Linked DNA regions of Mus musculus: all the other regions are linked to region 3. The links are chromatin loops, found by intact Hi-C in ENCODE. Cell type or tissue: heart. All regions are shown on one strand. Region 1 overlaps Fam13c (family with sequence similarity 13, member C). Region 2 overlaps Fam13c (family with sequence similarity 13, member C). Region 3 holds the start of Fam13c (family with sequence similarity 13, member C).

Region 1 (8,000 bases), 100 kb before region 3:
TGGCAGTGACTGGGGTGCCGTGTGTACCTGCAGTACACAAGGCCCAGGGGGAAAAAAAAAACTGAAGCAGGACATCCAAGCCTTCTGAGATCTGGCATGTGGCCTCAGTAAGACCAGATCATGCATGGCAGAATAGGAAAGGTGAGCACACTTCTCCACAGGACTTCATTCCAGGGTCGAATGTCATTCATTTGTCAGTTCCCTCGAGCAAACACATATACAATACCTATCGTGTATAGACACCGTGATGCTCTGAACAGGAAACAGTCTTTCTGTGCAAGCTGCACAATGGGGTGGCTGGGGTGGAAGATGGTGGAAGGGATCCAAGAGGCGACAAGGTGACTCCTGCCCTTACACAGCAAGTCAAAGGTCAACTACATCAGCCTCAGCTTTGATACGGGAGGGACCTTAAGAAAGCTCCCCAGGCCTAAGCCAGATGGAAAGCCTCATGGAAAGGGATTACCCAGGTCAGTGCTGCTTTTCTTTATAAAATATAATCTTTTTTTCCCGCTAAGCTCCAGGCTTACATATCCTAATACCTCACTGACAACACTATCCAGCTGCCTCAGATTTCAAAACTTATATCTGTAGCTGAAATCTTTGATCCCAGCCTATCACTCCCGAGAAATCACAGCTCTATTCTTAGGGCATGAAACTCTTGCTGTATGCCTCTCCCCTCTTTATAACACTTCACCATGGAGGAAAGGACAATGTTGGAGCTTATATGCATATTGCCTAGACTTGGGAATTATTTACTAATGTGGTGGAGCAGAGACCATATCCTATCCTTACCATCGTCCTCCAACACACCCCTCCTCCGGAAGTGGAACCTCCTAGAATCCCACAGCAGTGCTCCTACGTCACAGTCATTAACCCACCAGGAACTCAACAATCTCCTAAAGATGTGACTCTGGTGGTGAAGTGCTCTGACAGGTGACCAAAAGCATGTCCTTGCCCCGCCATGCTGAGGCTGCTGAGGTACCTTCCCATCGTCCTGGGGAGGGGTCTGTTCTCTCTTCTCCGGCACCACAGCATCTGAAGTCTCCTCGCCAGAGGAGCCTGGTTCGGGGCCCACGGCTTCCGACTTGCCATTTTCTCTGGGGACTGGAGGCTGTTCACAGGACAGGTTTCTCCGAGGGCCCTTGGGCGTACTCCCTTGCTCTTCCGACAGCTTCAGCTTTAGTTCTAAGAGAAATGCCTTGAGTTACCATGAGCAGGAAAGGACTCACTGGCCCAGATGAAAACAGAGCTGCTTCTCCTGAATTCCCTAGGTATGAGCAAAGCTAGGAAAGTCAGCCTTAACCATGCCCGATATCATAAGCACCCAGCCAGCCTCGCAGACAGAGCCCTAGAGACTGGGCTCTCGTGGAAAGAACCCCATGAGACAAGAATTCGGATTTGGATTGCAGCAGACTTCTGGGGGGAGACCTCCTCTCCCCTGCCCCCAGGTTTCCACTGTTGCCCACTCTAGCACTTGAAACTCTCTGTGCAGCAGTTTGTTGGTGTGCATGGTAAAAGGCATGTGTATAGTAAAACCTCTTGAGATTCAGAGGCTTGGCATCACATACGCAAACCTGAGGAACTAGAAGAGATGAGAAGGGCTTTGGGAATTCCAGCTCACACGCTTGACACACCTCACATTTTTATCGAATGCTCTTTCCCCTCAAAGGTTTAACTCTGTGATAGCTAGCTGTGAGTCCCCTAGCAGTGAGGGTGCTGAGGACTAAACTTGGGTCTTCTAAAAGAGAAGCAAGCACTCTTCAACCCTTCTTCACCACAATTTTGAAAATGTTAATTTTCAAAATCCAGAGCCCACCATTCTAACAATGTGGCTTTTCTCAACAGAAGACATTAAAAAACAAACAAACAAACAAACAAAAAAAACAAAAACAAAAAAACCTGCCTAGGACTTAACAGGGAATTGCATTTCAGAGTATGCCATAGCAAGAAGTTGAATAAGACCATTTATTCTGATTTTTTTTTCAATTATACAGTATAGCTCACTTTATTCATTTAGCTTTGTGCTGGCTTTATGAGGATTTTTTGCTTTTGTTTTTATGTTGCTGTTTCACTTGGCATCTAGCTGTAGTGTATGCTTGCCTGAAATCTACTATATAGTCCAGCCTATCAATTCTCTTGCCTCAGCTTTCCAAATCCTGAGATGATAAGCCACCATGCCAAGCTCCGGCTTGAAGTTTAAACACTGCATATTTTATAAGCATGATACACCACTAGCATCAAAGTACTCGTCCCTTCCAATTCTTGGTCATGAAACTTCCAGAAATTTGGACCAACTCCCCTGTATCTTAAATATGGACCTACAGAACAAAGGAAGGAAGAAAAGAACGGTATGAGCCTACAGTGATTGTCCTTAGCAGTAACAGTACACTGCCATCCCAGAAAGGGACAAAAGAAGAAGAGAATTGGTCCCAGAGGCAGGGAGCCAAGTCGTCTGCATGGCTCAATACGTCCAAGCCACATGGCAGTCCTGGCGTGGATTAGCACACTCACCTGTGCTCTGGATCTGAGAAGTGGATTAGGGTGGTTTTGTTTCCAATAATCTGGTAACCAGAGAAGTTAGAACTCCGCAGGTTGACTGGAGGTCCCAGGTCTCTCTCGTAAGGGGGTTTATTAAATGGGGCCTGAATGATGTGTGGGGTCGTCTCAAATGCAGCCTCAGTTCAAGAAGGAAACCAAAGCCCAAGGAGGCTCAGGTGGAAATGGGCTGCAATTGTCCTGGACATTACGCTATTACCGATGGTGCTCTCTGAGGGAAGGGACACTTGCCTTTGAGCTGTTTGCGCCCCTTGGCCAAATCGTTCATCCATTTCAGAACTTCGGGATTTGAAGTCTTGTCCCCATGCGACGGCTATGGGGAGAGGAGAAAGTAGAAGTGGATGGGAATGAGGGGGGGTGGGGGGTAGGCAGGAGGAAAGAGAGAAGGAGAAGGTGAAATGGGGAGATGGGGAAAGGGAGGGAGAGAGAAAAAGGAGACAAAAGAGAAAAAAAAGAAAAGCAAAAATGTTAAACAGCCGAGCCACACAGAGAATTCAGAGACACGTCGAGCTGAACACTGGGGCAGAGTTCTAGTGCGTGGTGTCCAGCTCTGCACCTTTGTTCCTCCATGGGCATTATTTCAAAGCATGCTGAGGCACTCAGCACATTTCCAGACATCGTAGTGATTCCCTGCATCCGGCTGTCCATCCTCCATCACCTTATAAGCCATCCACAGCCCATCCCATTGGCAGGCCATACTCCCTGCCAACAGGGATGAGAGCAATGATAGGACCAAAAACCGAATGCTTCCTGCTTTGTCCGTGGCTCAGGACTGGGTCCTGCTGGGGAACACTAACCAACTGGGAGGCTGAGTCCTTGGAGCTCAAGAAAGCAGGCCCCATGGTCTCTGAAACTTGATAATGGTCCAATAGCTGATCTAGGAGCAAACAGCCCTCATTCTAATCACTCTCTTAGTACTAAAGACCCCACTGAGCTACCATCAAAGTGAAACGTAACACTTCTGACCTTGGGCCGATGGCTTAGCTTCCCTGGGCTCTGCTATCTCACATATTACATGTGAGGATTACAGTATCTCCTTCACAGAGTTCCTGTGGTGCATTAATGCCTGTGAAGCCCAGAAAACAGCTCTGGGTGCATGCCAAGCAATGCAGAAGTGCTAGCTCAAACCATAAATGTTACTGTTACTGACTTAGCCTCACTGGGTTGGATAAGCAGAGGGCAGTAGCAGGAATATTTCCACCAAACCTTCAAAGGAATCCTGAATGTATCTTCACTGACAACCACACACACACACACACACACACACACACACACACACACGGAGAGGGTCATGTAAGTCCGTCAGATCATTTACTTCTGAATTCCTTCTCAGCACAAAAGGGAACTGTCCCCAGAAAAGAGTAATCAGTAGATTAAAAATGGCAAAATATTTTTGGTTGTAAGGCTAGCCTTTGGAGCTCTCAGAGACTGGTCCATGAACCAACGAGTATACACAGGCTGGACCTAGGCCTCCCTGCACATAGGTAGCAGATGTGCAGCCTGGTCTTCATGTGGGTCCCCAACAACTGGAGCGGGGGCTATCCCAAAAGCTGTTGCCTGTCCATGGGACATGTTCTAGCTGGGCTGTCTTGTCTGGCCTCAGTGGGAGAGGATGCACCTAGCCTCACTGAGACTCGATGTGCCAGGGTCGGGGAATGCCCAGGGTAGCCTAACTTCTCAGAGGAGAAGGGTAGAGGGTAGGGAGAGAATTGTAGGAAGGGGTGACCAGAAAGTGGGGCAGTGAGTGGGATATAAAGTGAATGAATGAATGAATGAATGAATGAATACATAAATAAATTCGGCAACAAGCCCTTACACTCTGCCATAGATCACAATGAGAATCCTCCATCTGAAGCTAACTTAAAAGCATGCTCCAGAGAGTTATCCCCACCTGAGACTACACAAGGAACTTGGCTGGGAGGGTTGGGAGGCCTCCTGCACAGAGGTACCTGGGCTGAAATGCCTGCACTGTCCACAGCCAGCCCGTGAAGACCCACTTTGCCCATGTAAGATGAGCAACAGGAGAAATGTCTTCAGTGACAGACACAGCACATTCAGGGTACTTAACAAGAGCACATAGTGGTGCTTTGCATGACGTCACCTGATGAAAGAACGCATGCTCGCCATGAGAACCTGGAAGGATCCCACCAGTTATAGGGTGACATGGAAATATACATCTAAAAACAAGCTAGAAAGGAAGACTGAAGGAAAAGTCACTGTCCCTCCTGTGATGGAGCCCTACATTGTCAGAACCACGGACAGAGACACAGGCTGCCCAAAGCTTCCCTCATGAGAGGAAAATATATAAATATTGTTTAGTGTAATCCCACTGATGGCCTCCAGGAGGAAGTCTTCTGTTTAGAAGCCTGTTGTGTGGCCTAATTCTTTGGGCTTAGCTGACAGCCCAAGCATTACATATGGACTGTAGAACCCTCACAGGATTCTCCAGACTAAGGACGTATGTGTGCAGGTAAAGCTACGCGTCTCTGGATCCACTCAACACCCCACCAAAGGGATATACGAAACATACAGAACACACCAGGATCTCAAGCCAGTGACCAACAGCTTTGGATTTTTTGTTTTGGTTTTGGGTTTTTTTGTGTGTGTGTTTTGGTTTTTTGGGTTTTTTTTTTCCACCCACAAAATGAAGGAAGGATCAGAGGCTGAACTTTATGACACAGTACTTGAAAGCCCGCAATCGGTTGCAGAAATGAATTTTCTTTTTATGGCTCTGCCCTTAGTGGAGCTTTCTTAAGGTTACCATCAGCTTGGGTAGGAGATGGCTTTCAAGCCACAGAAGTTTTTACACATTCATAATAGCTCTTTAGGCCTCTTCGTGTCTGAATGGAAAGGTCTACGGTTGGACACCCAAACTCACTAATATAGGCTTTGTTAGGGGTAATTAAAATGAGGCAGCCAAATCTACTATTACAGACACTATTGTGGTATATTTCTGCTAAGAAAAGAATCATTCATAAGACACTTTAAAAAGACTTCTGGTCGGCCATGAAAAGACCTGGTTTACCCTGTCTAGATTCTTGGCTGTGTGACTCTTAAAATTCATGTCACCTTTCTGGGCCTGTTTCTTCAGTCACTGGGGGGAGGGGTGGAGAGTCTGTCTGGTTTGTCCAGTTTTCCAGTTTTCACATGTTTTATTGAAAGTGAACATCTGAGCCAGGCAGCAATGGCATAAGCCTTTAATTCCAGCATTCAGGAGGGTGAGGCAGGTGGATCTCTGTGAGTTCAAGGCGGGGGGGGGGGGGGGGGGGGAGAGGGAGGGAGAGGGAGAGAACCTGCCTTTCTACCCAGGGCTACATTTGGCTGAGACAGAAAGACTTGTGTTTATGAAGACATGGCAAAACCTGAGATGCCCAGTAGGAGCTAAGATTCAGAAACAACCAGCGGAGGATGGTAATGCCACTGTCCGAGGGATGGGAAGGAAAGTAGGCCTTACACGTGGCAGGTGGCTTGACAGGCTTCTAACCACAGCTTGGCACCTGACAAGAGGAGTGACCGAATGGCCTGTTTCCTAAGATACATGGGGTGCTGACTGAAGGAGGCGGGGGAGGTAAACACTGAAGGAGCAGTGAATATGAACCCTCCCCGCCTACTGCTCTAGCATCTATGCCCCTCCTCTGTGCGTGCGTGCGTGCATACATGAGGCAGGGAGTGTTGGCAGTGACTGCCTCTTCATTTGCCTTTAATGCTTCTCAGGACCGGGTAAAAGATGCTGTGATAGTTTATATATTCTTGGACCAGGGAGTGGCACCATTTGGAGGTGTGGCCTTGTTGGAATAGGTGTGACCTGGTTAGAGTAGGTGTGTCATTGTGGGTGTGGGCTTAATACTCTCACCCTAGGTGCCTGGAAGTCAGTTTTCTACTAACAGCCTTTGGATGAAGACATAGAATTCCCAGCTTTGCCTGAGCCATGCCTGCCCGGACGCTGCCATCCTCCCACTTGATGATGGACTGAACCTCTGAACCTGTAAGCCGGCCCCATTTAAATGTTGTTTTTTATAAGACTTGCCATGGTCATGGTGTCTGTTCACAGCAGTAAAACCCTGACTAAGACGGATGCCAAAAGAAATTCTCTAAGTAAAACAGATGTGGCTGTAAGAGTTGAAAAACAATAACCCATGTGCACAGCTCAGGTGGGGACCCAGTGCATCTTTAACCTGCACGAGCCCCCTTCCTGTTCTCCCAAGACAGAGCCTGTCCTGTGACCTGCTCGGTATCTCTCAGACAGATTAAGAAGTTGGTGGCAACTAGAACCTTTTGCTTCCTTCATTGCCAACACTGCAGTAAGTGCCACACGGGTTCCTCCAACAGTGTCCTCAAACTTCAGTTACTGCTGGATGACTCAGAACAGGAAGTAGCCTGTCCAGAGACACAAGGCTGCTGAGGGTTTATATTGGGTCGAAATCTACAACAGTCAGACTCGGGAAAGGCCAGGTCACAGGTGTTAACAGGCTCAAAAATAGAACCCCATTTGTCACTCCTTGGTGTCCATCATGAGGGTGTGACAGGCCTGGTAAACTCCGGTAGATCAAAGGTGAAACCAGCTGCTCCCAGAATACTGGGGCTGCCAAAGATAGACACGAAGAACCCTACAACACCATCACTCCAGGTCTGGTCATCTTTAACTCACTGCTCCAGGCCTCAAGGGATAGCTCGTAGCTGGTTAGAAGTCTTCAGTGGGTCAGGGCTTACTTATCTGCGGGATAAAGACCGAGCCAATAGGCAGGGGCTTCCCTGCTGCATGGACAGAGTACAGCCATGACTGAATGGAAACTACGCAGCATCCTTGTTCAGATGGCCTTAAAAGCCAATCTGATGGCTCCCTTTCTATAAGACTAGATACCATTCCCCAAACACGCTCTCTCTCTGCAAAGCCATAGCCAGGAAGGACAGGAAGGGAGGAGCAGACCACTACCTACTCACCACTCTGCCCCAAAACTTATCACAACGCTCACAGGAACACTCCAGTCGCCTCTGTATGGAATGCTTAGCGAGCCTTTTAATATTTCAACATGTTTGAGAGATTGTTCCCTGCTCCAGTTTATTCTAATAACAAGCTGTCCTGGGCTCTCTGCCAGAGACCCACACTATCTTTATGTGATTCCCTGTGAACTTGAATTTTCTCTACTCCTTGGTCACTAAGAAAAGAGACACAGGCTTCTTCAGTCGAGCAGACATGTATCTACGACTCTGTGGGTTCAAGTGCGAGAGAAGACAGAGCTGCGCCGGCAGCCCTGCGGGCCCAGCAGAAGGACTGCGCCGGCAGCCCTGCGGGCCCAGCAGAAGGACTGCGCCGGCAGCCCTGCGGGCCCAGCAGAAGGACTGCGCCGGCAGCCCTGCGGGCCCAGCAGAAGGACTGCGCCGGCAGCCCTGCGGGCCCAGCAGAAGGACTGGGGTCTTCTGGGAAGAGATGGTTCTGTTTGGTT
Region 2 (8,000 bases), 54 kb before region 3:
CGTAATTTTTCCACCTACCTCATGTAAGTCCTGCTGAGTTCCAAAAGCATCCTTTGGCCAAATGGTAGCCCTCTGGTCTATTCTACAAAATATAAAGGAAAATTATGTCCATTTGAAAGAACCATTTTGACAACACACATTTGAAGCTGGCGGCCATAGATCTTGGTCATGTTCCTGTTGAAAATCCCAAGTGGTTCCCTACCATCAAAGGGCAACGTTCAGCCTCCTTCAGTGGTCTGGGATACACAGAGGATGTGAGCACAGGAAACCTCTCTGACCTGCTCTCCTCTGTTTCTCTAGCCCTCCTCCCAGTCATCCTGGTCACCCCTGTTTCCTAAGCACACAGTCCCTATTCTACTTCAAACCCCGCCCCTCCAGCCATTCTGGGTCTGGGATGCTTTACCCAGATCTTCACATGGCTGGCTCTTGCCAATCAATCATCAGCTCGGCTCACTATCCCCTCCCCAGGGAGGCCTTCTCAGCCTCCCCATCCATGCATATGCAGGGGTTAACAATAGAGATCACTGTAATAAATGGTAGGGACAGACCTACACCCATGGTGGCCCTGTGATCTCCACAATGTACACCTGGACCCATACACACACACACACACACACACACACACACACACAAACACACACCATATGTATGCACACTCACAAAGGTTTTGTCCTGTCACTGAATTTACACAACAAATTCTATAGCCGATGCTGGGTTAGATACTGAAGCTGGGTTTTGCCACTCAATATCTCCAAATAGAAGAAAAAGGAGCAGAAAGAAAGGCAAGGTGTATGATGTTGAGTCCCTTGTTTGCTTAAAAACAAAATAAAACAAGAAACCCTACTTCTGGTAGATGCTCAGGTCCAAATCCAGACTTGTCAAATTCTATGCCCGGTGGCATATGTTAGACACCACCTGAGTTTGTCTGCCAGAGCTCCTATTTTAGTTTGTAATAAACAAATTATAGCTCTTATTAAAAGGCCAGCTGTCTTGCTGAATACAGTTTAGGATGCTTAGTCCATGAGTTAACTTGTTTTAAGAAGACTCTTTTGCAGATAGAGTCATTTACAGCTGGAACACTGAGTCAACTTAGATACTAAAGACAACGCTCTCTGAACGGCTCCGGAGGTTAATGAGTTCAGCATGCCATAACCCATTCAGAAAGGTACACTGAGCAACACCATCGGCCTGGTTCCTTCAAAATAATAAGCGAAATTTTCCCTGTAGCCGAAAGTTGGGTCAGTGTGCTTCTGAGAGTATATAAAAGAGTGGCGGAACAGGACGACCATGCAGGAGCACACTGAGGATGCCCTCCACGCCTGCACAGGCTAGCATCTTCCTCCTGCAGTCATCAGAAGGCTCGGGCTCCCAGTCACCAGGTCAAGTATGCACAGCCACAATGAGCAGAGAATGAGGAAGACTTTGAGGTTCAGCTGCACCACCTCTCTTGGTCTCCTGAGCCACCAACATGGCAAGGTAGCAAAAGGACTCCTGGGGACAGAGATTAAGCCATCCCTTCTTTCCAAATCATTGAATTGGTCCTAAGTTCTTTGTTATCTATGGTGGTCCTCAAACTATGCTTTCACGGTTGTTGTAAACCAAAGAAACTAGGAGTGTGGTGTTTTTAAAGATTTATTTTAAATTATGGGCCCATGTGTCTGTATATGAGAATATGCATGTGAGCCCAGGGTGCATTGAGGCCAGAAGGCAATGTTGCAACCTCTGCAGCTGAAGCCACAGGCAGCTGTGAGCCATCTGTCATGGATGTTGGCTTCTCTGGCAGCTCACCAAAACTTGGTTATTATTAAAATATGCCATTAGTCATCAGAATTATGTAATGATTCCAGTGTGCTGTTTTATGTGACACTAGACCCCCTGTATTGTTTTTATACAGCTGTCAGTAACAGTAAGCATCATTTATGAACAGCCCTTCATGTCCCATGAGGCAGCTATTACTATCTTCTTTAGAACTGGCCCAGAAGACAAAAGACAGACAAGCCATGGGAGTTGGTCATTGGCAGAGTCCTTGCTCGGCAGTGAAAGGCCCTGGGTTTGGATCCCGGACCTGATGAAGGAAGAAAGGGAAGGAGAAAGGGAAAAAAGAAAAGGGAAGGGAAGGGGAGGGAGGGAATAGGTTAGGCTAGGAGAAGGGAGGGGAGAGGAGGGGGAGAGGAGGGGAGGGGGAGAGGAGGGGAGGGGAGGGGAAGGAAGGAAGAGGAAAGGAGAGGAAGAGGAAAGATAGTCATGAAGAAAATGAAGAAGCAGCATACGAAGACAAGAAGCTAACCAGAACCTGTTTTGTAGTTACCAGAGAGAAAGCAGTTTTAAGGAAGAAAATAATGGAATCCAAGACTTCACCAGCCCTCCAGCATCCAGCTGGTCATGCCAGGTGGTTTAATCAAATTACTTCAATTAATCCTCAAGAGTACCACATGAGATTAACATTATTATACCCATTGACCCAATAGAAGGAAGGGCAGCTAAATAATTCATTGTTTATTCAACACATATTTAGTAAGTATCAATTATGTACCTTAATCTAGATCAGGTATTGGGACAAGACAGTGCATAAAAAGTCCACTGTCATAGATTCATTTTAGGATTTATCTCTAATTTTACATGTATGGATGTTCTGCCTGTATATGTGTCTGTATACCAAATGTGTGCCTGGTCCCCACAGAAGCTAGAAGAGGGCATCAGATCCTCGGGGAATGGAGTTACAAATGCTTGTGGCCATCATGTGGGTGCTGGGAATCAAACTAAGTCCTCCGGAGAGCAGCCAGTGCTGTCTATTGCCAAACCATCTCTCCAGCCCTAGGCTCTGTATTTTCATGAAAGGAACAAAGACATAAAAAAACAGTAAGTCAACAATAACTGATGACCCACCGGATGGCAGGATTGTGGAGAAACAGAAAGCAAGGCACATGAGACCAGACTAGAAGGAAAACTGTTCAAACCCTCACAGTCAGAAAGTGCCAATCACCCAGAGACAAGGAGCATGACAGCCTGACATAAGAATGTTAAAGCTCAGGGCTGGAGAGATGGCTCAGCAGTTAAGAGCACTGAGTGCTCTTCCAGGGGACCTGAGTTCAATTCCCTGCAACCACATGGTGGCTCACAACCATCTGTAATGAAATCCCATGCCCTCTTCTGGTGTGTCTGAAGAGAGCAACAGTATACTCATGTAAAATAAAGAGTGTTAAAGGTCATATAAGGAGGCAAAAATAAACAGAAGTCTTACTGGAAAAGCTCAGTCGTGACTGAGGAGACAAGTATGCAGCTGAGTTCAATTCCTTCTCCCCCACACCCTTAAGACATTGCTTCAACCATGGTCAATCCTGCCAAGAAATTGTCTTATACATAATATTCGCACCAGACTGAAATTCTCCCTTCAGTTCTACTGCCTTCCCTCCACCCACAGCAGCAGGCAAACAGCTACATGTCTCCATCAAACCCACATCTCTGGAAGGCAGAGATGAGCAATTCAGAACACTGCCAATCCATCACAACTTTGGTTCCTAGCCAAGGCCTAGGTAAGCAAGAAGGCATGCAGCGTGTACTCTCCAGAGCCCAACAGTGGCCCTCAATACTGATGCCTTGTTCATCACAGATACCATCATTCTGGTTGCAACAATGGCTGGCACAATCACCACCACCACTGCCAGCATCTGCCACCAACACCACCATTAGCATCTTCACCTCCATCAGCAGTATTACCACCATCACCACTAACAGCATCACAAGCCATACCTCCACCAGCAGCACCAGCAGCAGCACCAGTACCATTACCACAAGAATACCTCTGACATCACCTCCAACATCATCATGGACAACACCTCAACATCACCACAAGCAATACCTCTAATGTTACACAAGCAATACCTCCAACATCTATGAGCAATACCCCTAATATCACACAAGCAATGCCTCCAACATCACACAAGCAATACATCCACCAACACCACCTGGTAACATCACCACCACCACAAGCAACACTTCCGACGTTACCCTGAGCAATGCCACCACTCTTATATGACTAAAGTGTCACCACTGTCATACCTCCACCATCAGTGCCAAAATCAACACAATACAGTAAGTAAAAATACGGATGCTTAAAATGAACTTCAATAGAGAAATACCAACGGTAATTGTGTACTGATGTTAAAATGGCTTCTCCTCTGGATCTATGCCTCTGAGCTTGTGAACAGCCCATTGAAAGGCAGCTTTAAAAATTGGCATGCCCTTTTTGCTGGATTCCTGAAGTGTTTGCAGAGTCGGGCTGCAGGGCCATCCTGCAGTGGGCCTCTCTGGGGAGGTGTTCAGGAATTCAAAACAACAAAACCAACTAAGCATTCAAATATTTTTCTTGGCCCCAGAACAACTTCAGACCACAGGATGTGATAATTTGTGAAAGAAACACTGTATTTTAGCTCAAGGTTTGATTTTTTTACATCAGCATTTTAACTATAATTTAATTAGTTGATGGAACAGTCCTGCTTCAGTGAAAAGCTTCCAGCTAGCCAGTGGCTGAGAGAAGCTATCCCAGCGTCCCCTAAACTGTTCATCTCTCCCTTGCCAATATGTTACCAGGATTTCAACTTCTTACCTCAAATGACTTGTTTATCTGTCCCCTCCTCTCCACACCCTTCTCTACCATCTTGAGCAAAGCTGCTATTATCTCTTTGCTGAAATAACAAAGGTTTCCTTCTGGTCTCTCTATTCCTCCTTTCCCAGAGCATTTCCCACAAAAGATCTGGCCACTCACTACCCTCTGCCCACTGCACTCAACGCATACCATTCTGAGAAAATCTACTAAGGATTCACCAGCAGCTCTCGAATGAGTTAGACAACCTGGGCAGGAGGAGTGAAGCACAACCCATGTAACCATGAGTTCCCAGAGAGACACTCACTCTACAATTCTGAAAATGTCTTATGATGTCTGAAGGATTTAGTGTTGGCCCACCTCTTCATTGTCTTCTCAGGCCACGCCCATCTGTGCTGTAGTTAAAAGGGCATCCTTCTAGTTCCTCCCAAGCACTACACTCCTTCCAAGCTCATGCCTTCAGGCATGATGCCTGCTTAGGGTTTTTCTGCTGTGAGCAGACACCATGACCAAGGCAAGTCTTTTAAAGGGCAACATTTAATTGGGGCTGGTTTACAGGCTCAGAAGTTCAGTCCAGTATCTTCAAGGCATATAAAGAGGAGCTAAGAGTTCTAAATCTTGTTCCAAAAGCCATTGGAAGACTGGCTGCCTGGCAGCTAGGAGGAGGAGCCCACATCCACAGTGACACACTTCCTCCAACAAGACCATACCTACTCCAACAAGGCCACACCTCCTAAGAGTACCACTCACTGCGCCAAGCATATTCAAACCACCAAAATGTCCTTGTGCCTACCTAATTCTTCCTTCCCAATCCATTTCTGAATTAATTCATTTATCCTTTAGAAACCATGTACCTCCCAAATATGTCTTCTTTTTAAGGGGACCTGTTGCATAGGGAACTACTCAATCCACAATTCCATATATTTATAATTATTTAAAAGTCACTTTTGATGGCAAGCTCTGTGGGACAGGAACCATGAATTTTGCTTAACATTTATCTCTGCAGCCAATCCCAGCACAGGATATAGGATTTTAATTTTATATCAACATTTTAATTATAATTCACTTAGTTAATGGAACAGTCTTGCTTCAATTAAAAGCATGCATTTAGCCAATGGCTGACAGATCTAACCCAGAGTCCTCTAAGCTGTTTATTTCTCCCTAGCCCAACAGCCAGTATGATGTGTGTGTGTATGAGTGTGTGTTTGTATATTTGTATATGAGTATATACATTTATATGTATGTATATATTTGATAATAAAGTATTTATCTCAGACTCCTGAATAGTTGCCAATTCTGATCAATTATTAAGTGTGTAAGACCCGTGCTCCCTTCTCTCCCTGAGGCATGCCAGCAAAGCCTGCAGGCTGCAATGACTCTCACTCCCATAAGTATGTTTCTTCCTTGAGAAGGCTGACTAGCCAGTTGGTGCCTAAGACTAGTTAGACAGCTAACCTGTAATTCAGAGAACCTTGTCAGAAAGAGTAGAAGATAAGCACCTAACTGTATTCAGAGTGCTTCACAGAAAACTGGGCCTTAGGCCTAAATAAAGCTGACCACAAATGTCATCACAAGATTTACAATATTCCTCAATATTAGGACGCAGCACTCGATATTCGGATGCAGGAATGTATAGCCGGATGGCTACTGGCTGGTGGGATTGCTGTCATTTCCTGAAACTCTTTCTGAAAACAAAAGGTATATCCCAAGAGGGTAACCCTGAACAAAACATTCTTCACATCACACAATAGCTCTACACGTAGACACAGACGAGATGCCAGTAAACTCCAGTAGTATTGTATTAGAAACAACCACCACCCTTGGCACTGGCATTATAAAGGGCTTCTCTCTGTGTTGTCTAGTACACACCAAAGACAATCTCTTACTGGTTCTTTGTTTTAAACACACCTATTTTTAATTATATATACTCTGTTTCAGGGTATGTGGGCATGAATGCAGGTGCCCACAGAAGCCAAAAGGCATCACATCCCTAGAGCTGTTGTGAGCTGCCCAACGTAGGAACCAGAACCTCAACTTGGGTCTTCTCCAAGAGCAGCTAACACTCTTAACTGCTGAGCCATTTCTCTAGGCCCTCTTCTTGGTTCTTTATAAACTTCTGAGCCAAATAAAGAAGATCAAAGAGCACAGGTTTTAACTTTAAAGTCACTGAGTTAGAAATTATCACAGACTGAAACTCACACATCGAAAAATTAGAAGTCAAGAGATGCTCATCAACTGACTAGTAATTCATACATCCACTTGTCCAGGTCAACAAATTCCTCTTGAGAGGACAAAGATGTCATTAGGTAAGCCCAGGATTGCTTATCCCCAATAGCACACTCCCAGTAACTAAGGACTCAGGCCCCACCTCCTACCTTATACTCGTGGAGATTAGGGTCTATATCTACTAGCAGGCTATGGTAGCATACAATTTTAGTTCCAGTAACTTAGGAGGTAGAAGAAGGTGGATCCCTATGAGTTCAAGGCCAGCCTAGTCTACAGAGCGAGTTCTAGGACAGTTAAGGCTACATAGAAAAACCCTGTCCCCAATAACAACAAACAAACAAACAAATACCAATAATCAAACAGAGATAGACATGACTTAATTCAGACCTACTAAATCAAAATATTAAGAGATATAGAGTAATAACCAACAATTTGGGGGGATTCCTTATTGGAAAATATTATTCTAAAAGCCCACAGGCAATAGTTTAGCAGACGACCAATGCAGAATCAATCTCTCCCAGGAAACACATTACTGTAGAAGGAAATATTTTTCCTAAAGTCATTTGGCAAAACTTCAAACTCAAGACATCTCAGCTTCCTAGGGCTAAGTATACCCTTCATGTTGGTGTGATACTACAGAGAACACAGCCAAGACCATATCACTACCCAGATGCTAGGAGAACAGTGATCCTAGACTTATGGGCCAGCCTCTGGACTAGCAGAAGGAAAGAGGGTAAACAGACATGGATGTGGCAGAAAGCAACCTCTGAATGTGGGGTGCACTCAGCCTTTCTTGTCCTGTTCATATGGGCCTACTTACTTCATGATAAACGGTACTTGGCTTAGGGTCAGTCTGAGAGGGAAGGGCGAAGTGATTGGAGAATCAGAGGCATAGTCCCAGTCTCCCTCAAATCTGACAAGGCACACCAGACTCTTGTTTGAAGTCATCACAAAACTAATGCTTAATTCCCTTCTTTCTTCAGGCTCCTGGTTCTCCTAAAACCAAGCCACCAAAGACTGACCGCAGCTACCCACTGCGTTCCATCCCAAGCACCCATATTTTCTGAAGCCTATCTCCTTTTCTATGTCATGTGGTCTCAGGGGGATCCACCCATTTCTTCTCTCTGGAAGTTAATATTTAAGCAGCATTTATGTTTGAATAGCTGGTCTC
Region 3 (8,000 bases):
AAACAAAAGAAAGAGGTGCCCAGGTCACAGCCCACATGACCGTCCACGACTTCTCAGTCCAGCCTGACATTAGGAAGAAATACCGCCCCAGGAAGGCTAAGTTAATACCCAAGATTCCAAGATTTTACTCCAGGGAACCTCACTAGTTCCTGCACCACACCTCACAGACGACAGACAGAAGTCACGTGACATTGCCAGTCCATATTCCCACAGGCTTGGGAGACAGGAGAACCAGACTTCTTGGAATAATGGGATCTCTAATGGGAGCTAAAAGTGTGTCCATGAGAAGTTATCTTCTCTGGTTAAATAGGAAGAGAGGCCCCAGCTTGCCTGGGTGGAGGAGAAATGGTTTCTCTTTCCCTGCAACATCAGACCCCTGATGGCGAAGTTGCCGAGAGCCAACCTCTTGGGGAATTTTCCTGAGCCACCTGCACCAGTGCTCGATGGACCACCTGATTGAGATGAGCAGACACCAGCCTGGCCCCGCCTCAGCCCCATACAGCTCTGAGCTCAGGTAAAATGTGAAACTGTGTAATGGGGCAGGTTGTCTGTAGGGTTCTGTTTTTTGAAACATCTCTTGTAATCCAGCCTGGTCTAAAACTGTGCTATGTGTAGCCAAAGATGACCTTGAACTCCAATCTGATCCTCCTGTCTCTACCACCAAGTACTAGAGATTATGGTATTCACAACCACTACCACCATTCAGTTTTATTTGGTGCTCGGAATCAAACCCAGGGCCCCCCCAGCCCTGTCATGTAAACTTTTTTTTTTTTAATGAGCATTGGTGTTTGCCTACATGTATGTCTATGTGAAGGCATCAGATCCCCTGGAACTAGAGTTACAGACAGCCACATGGGTGCTGGGAATTGAACCCTGATCCTCTGGAAAAGCAGCCAGTGCACGTAACCCACTAGGCCATCTCTCCAGCTTCTTGTAATGTAAACTTTTAAGCAGCATTGCCCAGCCACTTAACTAGTATATGCTTCTAAAATGATGTCATCTAACTGTTTCTAGAACCCAAGCTACCTCTGACCTGACTCGCATCCAAATTCTAGGTCTTCTCTTAGCCTGGAGGGTCTATAGCTTTCACCAGAGTCAGTCTTCTCCAGGTGGAGGTTATCAGGTCATTGTGTTAACCACCCTTAGAGGCTCCTAGGCAGGACTTTGGCAAAGGAGGCACCAATCTAAACACAGTGACCCAGCAACAGACTTTAAAAACAGCACGTCCTGAAAAGATGCTGCAGAAGTAACAAAAGGCTAAGGCCACTCTGATGTTGGGGGAGGGGGCTGGGGGAGGGATTGTATAGAGAATGAGTTAAATTCACCCAGATCTGCACAGGCCTTTCAAGGCCTGAGAAAAACAAAACGAAAAGGATTCTGCCCCTTGATTCCTAATTCCACTCTTCCTGTGACTCTTCCCAGGACCTCCAGCTGGGGAGACAGAGCCCTGGCTCAGTGGGACACTGTCTTAGGCTCAGGTATGAAGACCTGAATGTGAGTCCCCAGCAACCACTTTAAAGTCAGTCCATCCTAGTGGTGGTACCTATAAAGCCTTGGGTCTGGGGATGGATGGAGACCGGAGGATTCCCCAGAGCTCATTGGCCAGTCTTAACCCATCATAAACTCCAAGTTCAGTGAGAAATGAGGTTGAATGAAATCAAAGGAGACATAGGATGTTAACCTCTGACCTCCAAAGGCTCCCTCATGCACACACTGTATGAGCGCACACGGCACACATATGCATACACACACAGGCGCGCGCGCACATACAAATAATCACGACTGGTCAAGCAGCATCCTCTCACATAAGTCTATCTGATAAAATAATTCATAGGGAACTCTAATGACTGCTTGGATGCGCCTTCCAAGGCACAGAGTTTTTAATTTCCATTTTAATAAGGATCAACACCAGAGGCCTGAACTTTCAGTGGTCTGGAGAGGAGGCACTGGACATGGGTGAAGACAGGAGCCAGAGGATCTTTGCCTCTCAGAAACATTGAAGAGGAAAGAACCTCCTCGGGACAGACTAACATGGCACCCAAACACTTCCAGGACAAGCTGCTATGTCTGTGTCTCAGGATAGCACCCTCTGGTCCTGCCGGGAGTCCACAGACCCAGGAACAGTTTCATATTATTGAGAGGAGAAGATGAACAATGTTCCGTTTTGACAACCACTGGTTTAGGACGCCCCTCAGCTGAGCCGGGTCACACCTGTGGGGCTTTGGGTGTGTTGCAAGTTCCTTAGATTCTTGCATTAGCCAGATGGCTTCCCAGACACTACTCACAGCCTTTTAAAAGGAACCTCTGTCACTTCTCTGAGGGTAACGTGATCTTATGCAATCAGAACTCCTTGGGGAGTATCCAAGGACAAGACACCAAGAGTCTCCCCAGCATTTAACCATAACAAACACACACACACACACACACACACACACACACACACACACCATATGAAAGCTGGAACTAAAAGTCTCCATCTTGAAACTCCTGGGCCTGTGACTATGGCTGACTCTAGGAATACAGCCACACAACACTCCCAAGAATCAGGCCCAGAAAAACATGTGGTGCCAAGGAACCCAGAGGAAAAGAGAGATGTTACCTGACCACTTATCCAGGAAATTCAGGCCTCATCCTTGGCCCACAGGTATCTCTCCCCACCTCTCTCTTTCTCTATCTTTCTATTGCAAGGCAATGTCACTATCGTGTCCAGGGTTCCAGTGGACAGGCCATAGTGAATCATTGAAAGTCAACCTGGTCCTTATTTTAAAGAGACCCCACTTAGATGAGCTCAAAGCGGGGTACTAAGTCAGTAGCAAACCAGACAAGCAAAAGTGCATGGGGAAGAGGCCCAGAAAGCACAGTGGAACCTCAGCCCTCCCTCTCCAAGTCTCTGCAACAGTGGCAGGATCTGAAAGCCAAAAGATGCTCTCGTCACTGTTCAGGTTTCTTTAGCAAACAGCTTCTAAGCCACTTGTAGCCTCTGTATGAAACTCACAATTCTCTTAAGTAGTGGGATACACAACTTTGCGCATGCACACACACACACAGCCTGCTGCAAAAAGCTTTTACCGAGTAGCTTTTACCAAAAGGTCCCAGAAGTAAACACTAATTTCCCTACGATAAAATGGAATACATATAGTTTATACTCCCAGCTATATGTGAATTGCATACAGTGCCAGCAAAATCTACTCCACGTTCACCTCTGATATATAGATTCTATTAAGAAAATACTAAGGAAGAGATGACCAAAATAAAAACAAAGCACTATCAATATCAACACACACACACACACACACACACACACACGCACACACACGGGCTGGCCTAGAGTAAAACATTATTTCCCTTCCCTCCACTATGAACTGTTATTAGGTTGTTAGTCAGGCAAGGCGTTTCTCTATAGTCACATTATTGTGGCCAGACGAGAAAAATCACAAAAAGGCATCTAGAAAAGTTTACCGCACTGTGTCTTAAAAATCTGTACACACGGAGAGGGAAGGTGAGTTTACCCTGTTTAAATATGCTGGAATTAAACTCCTGCTAGCTCACATCCGTCTATTTGGGGCAAATGTACACTGCGTGCACTCCATGAAAACTGACACTCATGTTGGCAAAATACAACCCAGCTTCCTTTCTGACATGTCACATAGATTTTTTTTTAAGCTAAGCTCCAAGATTGCATATTTTGGGCCACGGAGCCTCCCGCAGCAATCAAGCTAGGTTTATTACTCCCCCCACCCCCCGCTTCCGCTCCTCACTCCCTACCCCCGCGCACCCTCCACCCCGAGCTGCCAAAATACTGGCTGCAACCTGTGTGAGGTTTGTGGGCCCCGCCAGCCTCGCAGCCTCAGGATCCAGGAGACAATGCATCGCCTGGAAAGAGGGCTTGGGGACAGGGGTGGGGTGGGGTGGAGTGGGGTGGCAGCGGGAGGGGATACCTTCACCATAGTTGCTTCGGAGACAGGAATGCAAGTCGATTGTAAGGGCAAGAAGCACTTACTCAGTTACAGCGGCGCTGCCGAAGGAATTATCCTGAAGGCTGAAACAGAAACAAGAAAACATGAGCCAAGTGCGGCCGGGGAGCCGTCTCCCTAATTGCTCTCCCGGAGTTAGAGCACCCACACAAACATGGCATTGCCAGGCAAGTCTTAGGGCTCGCCCGGCACGCTCGCTCTACCTTGGGCTGCTGTCTGCACATGCTCCTGACGACACCCCCAGCAGGGGCCCAGCGGCACCGGCGAACCACAAAGCCCAGCAGCCCGCGAGGCTGCGGGGACGATGGGGCGGGGCGCGGCGGCGCGCGACCGGGGGCTTCAGCCTCAGGAACCTGGAGCTGCTCCGCGCAACCCTGGTAGGCAGCTAGGAGCTACAGAGAGTCCAAGCTGCTTGAGCCTGCCACCTCAGCCTCAGCTGGCAATACAGATTGCGTCGTCCCCCCCACCCCCCAGTGGATACAATGCCCGCCTCCCATGGCTTGTTACCTCCCCAGCCCCCACCCCACCCTAGGGATGCAAACGAGCAAAGATGCTTCTGTCGCTTTTCCTGAAAGCATGGAGAGATCGAGAAGGAGGAGAGGGATATGGATGCTGAGTTTTGATTTATTTTCACTGTGTGTTGGTTTTTATTGCCTAGAACAAAAGGGCTCCCAAGGGCGGGCTGCATCCCGACAGGTCCGTCTGCGCTCTTGTTATTTTACTCCGCTAGAGGAAGCGCCCAGCGCAGGACCACAGAGATGTGAATGAACCTATGCAGGCGAATGTAGAATGCTTTCCAGGCCTTCGCTGATGCCTAGGACACCGTGCCAGGCGGGGAGATGGACTCCTACCCCCACAGCAGCCCCGCACCTTCACAAAGGATGGAATGACAACTCACAAACGTTGTTCCCTTTGATGGAGTCTACTTTGTTGGGGGAAGGGAGGGCCGGTCAGCCCCACCCCCACCCCGCTTTATTCTTGCTTGGAGATGTTTACCCTGCCCCGTTCCCATTGTCCATGTTTCCTGACATGTTGACCTTGACTTGGAAAGACCTGCCTCTGAATTTTGAAATACGATCACAGACTTACGTGTTGAACTATACTATGCATGTGTTCTTAATCCTACTGTCCCATGGAACTAGGTTCTAGATGGCAACGTGAAGTCTAATCACAGGATATCTTCCTGTCCTCAGATCCAAAGACTGTCACTTTCCCAAACGCCCCTGCGCTCGAGGGCTGTGGTGCCCATTCTGGGTAGTTCAGTGTGAAGAAAGACCAGCCTTTTGATTGCGTAAACATCTCCAGTGATTCATCTAGAACAGAAGGAACAATGCTTTCACCTGAAAAACAGCAGTTGATATGAATATGCTGTGGACCAGTTGAAAATATAATGAACCCTCTGAGAGGCCCAACAAGCAGCTGAAAGAGTCAGATGCAGATACTAGCACCCAACCAATGGACAGAAGCGGGGGACCCCTGTGGATGAATTGGGGAAAAGCTGGAAGAAGCTGAGGAGGAGGGCAGCCCCATGGGAAGACCAGCAGTCTCAACTGACCTGGAACCCGGAGATCTCTCAGAAACTGAGCCACCAGCCAGGCGTCATACACCAGCTGATATGAGGCGGCCAACACATATACAGCAGAGGACTGCTGGGTCTGGCCTCAGAGAAGATGCACCTAACCCTTGAGAGACTTGAGGCCCTGGGGAGTGGGGAGGTCTGGTAAAGTGAGGGGAGGGGGTGGCGACATCCTCTTGGGGGCGGGGATGGAATGGTGAGCGGGGGCGGGGTGAATGGCAGACCAGAATAAAAATAAATAAATAAATAAATTTTTAAAAAATAAAAATAAAATAAAATGAAATAATAAACGTGCTCCACAAATCCAGAGATTCAATAATGCCCAGAGGGAGGAAAAGACTAGTTCTCCACAGCCCACAAACAGAAAGGATCCAGAAAAGCTTGTAAGAACTATTCATACAGAAGAAAGACAGTCAGTTCAGTATATTATGGCTAAAAGTTAAGAATACTCTAGATTAAAACCCTGATGGAAACCACTTGGGGTTTTTAAACACTCATCCAATTCTTGATCGTATCTTCATCTGTTTTTTTTTTTTTTTTTTTTTTTTTTTTTTTTTTTTGGTAAGAGGTTTTCAAGTGCCTTTTTAAAATGAGATGTCCTGTTCACCCTGGAATGAACAATACTGATGGATATCAGCAAAGGTTCCTTTGGAGCCTTCGGCTTATCTGAACAACAGTTTGGGAAAAGTTCAAAGGGAGAAGAGGAACATTGTCACAGAGATCTGTAAGGAAGCCAGAGTATTTCCCAGGCCAGCGACAGGGTCCAGACTTCTCTGTGGTTGTATGTAGCATGGCTAAAACATGGTTTTTTGGTTTTTTTTTTTTTGGGGGGGGGGGTTAAAGGAGAGGAGACGTTACAAATTCAAGGACAGCAAAGAAAGCTATTCTGTCTTTTCAACTCTGAGACTGCACCTAGGTAGGCAGAATGTTGTGCACAAGTGGAGAACAAAAGGGAAAAACAAAGGTACTGGGTAGTTGGGCTTCTCAAACTCCTTAAAGTAAAATGTAACTTAGGCTAAACAGACCGACCACCATCATGCCTACAAAGGGCTTCAGAGAAAACATCACCTGGCGTTGTTTGCTGAACTAATGATGCACATTCTTAACGATATCACAGATGCAGTCCCTGTTAACAGGAAGCCTTTGCTCTTAGGTATGCCAGTGTGTATAGAATGGACAGGGTGCGTGGTTTTCAATTCAATAAATAGAATAACTGGGGAAAAATAGGCTAGAATTTGAATGTAATTAGCTCACCTTCTTGTTAAAAGTTTCAGTTTTTCTGAAAGCAAACCATCTGAATTTCATACTTAGTTCTAATAGTTCCCTTTTCCTTCTTAATTTTTTCAGTATTCTTATCTATTTATTTTTATCTTATGTGCCTTGGTGTTTTGCCTTCGTGTATGTCTGTATGAGAGTGTCAGATCCCTTAGAAGTGGAGTTACAGACTAAGCTGCCATGTGGGTCCTGGGAATTGAACCCAGGTCCTCTGGAAGAGCAATCAGTGTCCTTAACCACTGAGCCATCTCTCCAGCCCAATTTTTTTTTTTTTAATCACCTTATGACTTGCTTTCCTCATTCTTAGGTAGAGATAGACTCTGTTACAGGGGTTATTCCAAAGATTAAATGACATTTTTGGAACTGAGAAGTTAAAATTGTTTTAAACAGTTAATAAATGCTAACGTTATCCTTGTTCTCATTATTGCTATAATAAGAAACATGTAAACATGGAGTTTGAAAGAGAAAAGATGACTACAAATGGATAACAGGTTTATAGACACTGCTGACTTTCTACGCCCAGGCTTTCATGCTGTTCCATGGCTTCTTAACGTCTCTGAAAATCATCACGTTTGACCAGATGCTCCACGGACAATGTTTGTGTATTCTCTTTGTAACTCAATTTAAAATGCTTGCACATCCCTGGAGGACCAGACAATTCTGAGAAATCACTTTCTGAGGGATGCTGGGGCATCGGGCCAGAATCTTTACAATGCCAGGAAGTCAACGGAGGCCTGCTCCATTGGCCTGGACACAGTGACTTGGTGCTTCCTGCCAGTCCTCCAGGGAATAGCCAGACCTCCTGGTGTATGCACAGAGGACTCTTGCCTCCCTGCAGAGATAATTTTCCACTAAAAAGATTAAATCCCTCTGCTTATATCTGTATCCTCTAACCCTTCCTCCCCGCCTAGTCTTTGACACCATAGCAAAAGGGGGCCTCATTTCTCTGAGTGGTTATTGTCTAAGCTATTGAGTGCTCAACAGACACAGGTAAAATTCTCTTTATGGGCTGGGTCACCTCCATCAAAGCACATATCTCTAAATTAATGTTTGTGTATACCCTGTCCACTTTGTCACACAGTCTCTCTCTGTTCTGCCTAACTTAAAGGGCACATTCAGTCCAGATAGGTGGGAAAATGAAGTATTAAATCTTACAGAGGATTCTGGATTTCGTG

Evidence for each region. Peaks named below come from ENCODE experiments on the same cell type or tissue, not always from the same donor. Only the 100,000 strongest peaks of a DNase experiment are listed, where the experiment ranks them.
Region 1: a loop joins it to region 3, with 2.0 times the contacts of the local background. A loop is called at or near these places in 9 of 42 quality-filtered maps.
Region 2: a loop joins it to region 3, with 2.4 times the contacts of the local background. A loop is called at or near these places in 8 of 42 quality-filtered maps.

Annotation. Positions count from the first base shown.
Region 1 is chr10:70,537,513-70,545,512 of GRCm38, reverse strand. It overlaps Fam13c (family with sequence similarity 13, member C), which reads right to left. Exons shown (of 14, transcript NM_024244.4): 9 at 2,788-2,869; 10 at 983-1,185. Among named protein-coding and RNA genes, the nearest start is that of Phyhipl, 58 kb to the left of the region's middle. In heart, a CTCF peak has its summit at 4,896 (motif pointing right); no DNase peak of the experiment used is centred here.
Region 2 is chr10:70,490,968-70,498,967 of GRCm38, reverse strand. Fam13c (family with sequence similarity 13, member C) reads right to left here. Exons shown (of 14, transcript NM_024244.4): 5 at 19-82. Among named protein-coding and RNA genes, the nearest start is that of Fam13c, 54 kb to the right of the region's middle. In heart, no CTCF peak of the experiment used is centred here; DNase peaks (open chromatin) are centred at 1,787 and 4,287; H3K27ac peaks cover 434 bases.
Region 3 is chr10:70,437,076-70,445,075 of GRCm38, reverse strand. Fam13c (family with sequence similarity 13, member C) reads right to left here and starts at 4,166. Exons shown (of 14, transcript NM_024244.4): 1 at 4,001-4,166. The coding sequence starts at 4,062. In heart, a CTCF peak has its summit at 4,374; DNase peaks (open chromatin) are centred at 4,195, 4,835 and 7,565; H3K4me3 peaks cover 1,809 bases; H3K27ac peaks cover 1,474 bases.